2 separate regions of the Mus musculus genome follow, and region 1 is linked to region 2. A link is a loop called in an ENCODE intact Hi-C map of the cell type or tissue named here. Cell type or tissue: left cerebral cortex. All regions are shown on one strand.

Region 1 (2,500 bases), 640 kb after region 2:
TCCTGAACAACTGGAGTGGGGCTATACCAAAAGTTGTTGCTTGTACATATATTCTTCTAGCTGGGTTGCCTTGTCTGGCCTCAGTGGGAGAGGATGTGCCTAGTCTCACAGAGATTTGACTTGCCAGGGAAGGAGGATACTCAAACAGGTCCCCACCCTCTCAAAGGAGAATGGGAGGGAGAATAGGGGAAGGATTGTAGAAGGGGTGGACCAGGAGGGGAGCAGTGAGCATGATGTAAAGTGAATAAATAAATAAATAATAACTATAACAACAAAATAATAATTAGAATGGCTCACAGTTGTTGGGAGAGATTTTTGTTTTGTTTTGGGTCAGTACTTTTTTTTCTAGAACACTTTTCACAAATAACATCAAATAATACAGTAATATTATAAAATGAATGACATCATTTCTCCCACTACATCTAGGGAAGAACTTACAGACTTGGAGTAACTTATAAGAAAGACCCCAGACAGTCAAGTTCACATATGGAACTCAAGACTACGGTGATGTTTATTCTAATCAGGTTTTATTTCCTGGAGAACTTACCTCTTCTGATGGGACTTTAGCTTTTCTGATTTTACAACATGCCTTTTTTTTTTTTAAATCTATTTTCAGGACTACCATATCTGCAATAAATCTAAGTTTCCTGTATTTGTGATAATCTATTATCTACAATCTACTAAAGTAACAAAAATCTAGTCTATGGAACTTGTGTTTTCTTAAATCAAGCACAAATGTATTTTCATTATGATGTATTGAAGATCTCCAGAAAAACAAAAACAAAAAACAAAAAAACCTATTCAATTTTTCCCTGGAGTACTATTTATGCATGCATCTTTCCTCAAGCCTTTAAGATATGATATACCCAAAGAAAAATCATGAAACAGAAGTAAAAAGACAGTTTTTTTTATAAGAATTATTGAAGGAGACCACCCAGAACCAGAAAATTAGGAGAGATTAATTTTTTATGCCTGAGCTGGAGATCTATTTGTTAAGCAGTATTAATGTAGGGCAGTGAGCTAGCTTTTGCATGCCTGTGAAGCAATACATCTCTTAGTTTACCCCTTTTGTAATTAATTCAGGCCTTAATTGTATTAGGTAAGGGGTGGAGAATTTAAAAAGCAGGCTTAAATGAATCTGGGAGCATGAATTTATTACTGTGGTAGAAGAGCCTCTTCCCTGCCTCTCTGTCTGCTTCAGAGTTTCCTATGGGCCATAAATCACAGGCTGGACTTGTTCCCTAGGCTGATAACAATGCTCGCAATTGATTGGTGGGCTCATAAAGCTCTCAGCTTACGATTTCCATCCTTGCCCATGATTCGGTATGCCTATCTTCCAATGAACTAATAGACTTCTCCCGTCCTGGTCTTGTGGTGAATTCTATTTTAGACTCACAGATCATGTGTGAGTTTTTCTACAGTGTTTCTGAAATGAACCACATGAAGGAACTTGCTGCTTCAGTTTTAATACAAGGCAATAATAAAGAATTGAGTTCACCCAGATCCTCTAAGGTCTTCTATTATACAAACTGTCACCCAACACCCACTTCCTGCCTCCCTCTCTGTCCTGTACTGTGTCCTTAGATGCTCCCTGCTTATTTGTGCTGTTTTGCCTGTGGGCCTGGGCAAGCTGAAGGGCCTGTGAGTTCACAGTCCTTCTTTGCTTTCCACCCATGCACTGGGTTTTAATTAATGTCTGAGTGAAGCATGAATATGAAAGTTCATTTATTTTCTTTCACTTCAGGGTATGTGTACAGGGAAAAGGGCAAAGAAGTAAAACTTATGCTTCAGTCATAATATGAGGATCACCCTGAAGCTGGGACTTGTTTTGAAGACCCCTGAGGATTGCCATTCCACCCCTAAAACTTCTCTTCTTCCTTCCCTTTAGTTTCTTCTGGGAAGCACATATGTGTGTCTCACTGTTCTCTTCTGAAGTCGCTCCACCAACACCTTTCATACACCACCACCTTTCCCTGAGCCTACCCCAAAGCCCACCCCCATTCAGTGATCTATCTCAAAGCAACCTTCCCGACAATAACAGAACATGACATTGGCCTACATAACTTAACCCCAGTTTCCCAAGTACCTGATAAAGGTTACATCTCTAAATTGAAGAAGAGTCACATGACCCTGACCTCTATCCACCCCATTTGTGATCCATGTAGCAGGCTGATGTGAAGAATCAAGAACTTCTTCATGCAGAACTGATTTACTGGTAAGCATGTTTGAATTGTTACCTCCTCTACATATGCTGTAAGAATTTAGACAAGTTGCTTAATTTTGCTAAGGATTAGCTTTCTGTTTTCTAAATACATGGAAATTAATATCTGTTTCTAATATCTGGAACTAATTTCTGTGACTAATACTTGTTTAAAATGAGGATAGAACAATGTGAAGTGGGATTGCTTTATAATTGTGAAGGATTAGAGGAAAGAACGTGTGCTTTGGATACGGATTCAGCATCTGTAACAATGTAGCTTCAGGTGATGGGCTCATTTTG
Region 2 (2,500 bases):
CAGACACACACACACACACACACACACACACACAGACAGACACACACGGGCAGGGAGGGGCTAGGCTGTTTCTGAAATATCCCCCTCTTCAAAAATCACAGCCACTGCTTAATAAATATGTTCAGTCACAGATCTTATGCTGCAGAAAGTCTGCCACAGTGTGGATTGCAGAAACAGAGGCCTGAATTTAAAGAGATGTCTCCTGGCTGGTGTCTTGTGGTTCAAAGCAGATTTCTTGGCCTCGTTTAGCCTCAGTTTGCTTATTTACAAAGAGAGGGTAATGAGGTTCACCATAGAAGATAGCAAATCTTAAGCACAGAGCCCATAGAAATCGCTCAAAGATGTGCATTTACTTTCATGTCTTTCTCATTAAGGATCTATTTTTCTTTAAGTAGTATAGCTAATTGGTAAATGGTAGGTGGGTACGTTCAACGAGATTGCGGAGAAGGAAAGTTCAGATGGATGAGTTAGAGTAGTGTGTGCACACTCACAATCTGCAGGAGACTCTTGACTTGTTCCTCAGGTGTCATCTCACCCACCCTTCCTCCCTCCCTCCCTCCCTCCCTCCCTCCCTCCCTCCCTCCCTCCCTCCCTCCCTCCCTTTCTCCCTTCCTTCCTTCCTTCCTTCCTTCCTTCCTTCCTTCCTTCCTTCCTTCCTTCCTTCCTTCCTTCCTCTCTTCTTCCCTTTCTTCCTTTTTATGTGGGTCCCTGGGAGATCAAACTCAGGTCTATGTGCTTGCAAGGCCAGCGCTTTACCCACTGTGCCCCCACTCCAGTCCTGTAGCCATATTTCTTAAAGGGTATCTGGAATCTGGAGCCTAGCCTGTATGTGACAATAATTGTAGCTCAGGCAGGAGTCGCCTTTTCTTCTAGACAGGTGAGGTCTCAAGAGTAGACTGGAAAAAAAGCTGAGGACACAGGGAGCCATGGACAACTTATGTGGGAAAGAGGCTTCTCTGGTCACCCTCTTTCTGAACCCCATAAGCTGCCCAAAGACTTCACTAAGCTTCCTTAGAGTTTAATTTACATCCAGCCAGTGAGTGGAGCTAAAGTTTCATGAGACAGAGGATCATCCAGGAGACCTGCTCAGGAATTCCTGCCTGGCATCTCCCTTCAGTAAGAATCCAGCTTCTCTCTCACCTCACAGAAGCAGCTCACTGAAGAGCTTAGCTCAGCCTGGTGCAGCAGAGGGTCACACTTCCAGACAGTCTCTTTGTGCTATGTCTCACCCCCCTCTCCTCTACCTTGTTCTGCTTTCACGATCACGGCCCCTGGCATGCTTAGGGCTAAATCCACGCAGTGTTAGCTGGGTTTTATTAAACTCCCTAGCCTGGAGATAACAGGGCTGCAGACTTCTTTCATTCTTTGCACCAAAGAATGAGCACATATAGGCCTTTTGACTCTGTAAGCCAAGCAGTTTGTTTAAAGCAAGGATTAAAAACTCAAGTGAGGAGCCTTGTCCATGAGCTGGGCTGGCTTGGGATGGGGTGGGAAGCTTACTGGGAGAGATGAGTGGGCTGAGGACAACAGGAACTGGTGGGTTCTCCATACCAGAGACCATAGGGCTTTCTCACTATGGGACTGGAGCAGCTTGGTGGGACTGCAGGGTGATAGTTGCCAGATTCTTCAAGATTTCAAAGAAAAATGTACAGATGGATTATTTGGATGAAAATTTCCAACTTTTCAAGCACATTTTGGGCCAGAAACCACATTTTTGTTTTGTTTGCTTACTCATTTTGAAGGTAGAGGGACAAGAGAATGAACCTGATTCTACAGCCCCTTTTCTAACGTTGACCCACATCTGAGATATCTGAGATAGAGTCTTAAACGCAACCTAAAAGGCCCATTTTGTGCAGTGCTTCACTGGGGATTAGGTGTCTAACGTGAGTTGGAGCAGGACACACATTCAGAGTGCTCAAGACTGGCCCTGTCAACAATTAGTCACGGATAGGGAAGGGCTCACGAGGCCTTGCCCTTTACTGCTGAACTATTGGCTACTGACAGACCCTGGAGATCTTTGGTTGTACATCCATTGATGAGCCCACCAGGTGCTAATCCTGAGGTCAGGACACAGCACATCCTTGGTTATCATCAGTAAGTTATAATATAAGGCAAAGAAGAATGTGAGACAGATATTTGTAGGGAAATGGGGGGGTGTAGACAAAGGTAGGGGGAGCTAAGAGAGGATAGGGAGTGAGAATAATCAGCATGCGTCTTTTCATGTGTGCATGAAATTGTCATGAAAAGAATCTCACTAAGAAGAAAAGTCAGTGATATCACACCCAGAAGCCCAGGATTTGAAGTCGAAGGGCTTTGTAAGTTTAAATCCTGCCCAAATCATCACCAGATTCAACATATTGGACACATCAGCTCCACACTCAGTCTCATCTTAAAACAAAGTTAGTGATATCCACTTTGAAAATGAATATTATTAGGGTTAATATGTACAAACAACCAACACAGTGCCTGGTTCTCAGTGGTAAACGATGATGTTTATCTA

The links. A loop is a pair of places that touch in the nucleus more often than their neighbours do. Peaks named below come from ENCODE experiments on the same cell type or tissue, not always from the same donor. Only the 100,000 strongest peaks of a DNase experiment are listed, where the experiment ranks them.
Region 1: it touches region 2 in a loop (2.6-fold over the local background); 2 of 42 quality-filtered maps call a loop at or near these places.

What each region holds. Positions count from the first base shown.
Region 1 is chr2:95,209,170-95,211,669 of GRCm38, forward strand. No RefSeq gene overlaps it. Among named protein-coding and RNA genes, the nearest start is that of Gm13794, 180 kb to the right of the region's middle. In left cerebral cortex, no CTCF peak of the experiment used is centred here; a DNase peak (open chromatin) is centred at 1,458.
Region 2 is chr2:94,570,707-94,573,206 of GRCm38, forward strand. No RefSeq gene overlaps it. Among named protein-coding and RNA genes, the nearest start is that of Gm24318, 50 kb to the right of the region's middle. In left cerebral cortex, a CTCF peak has its summit at 1,043; a DNase peak (open chromatin) is centred at 1,069.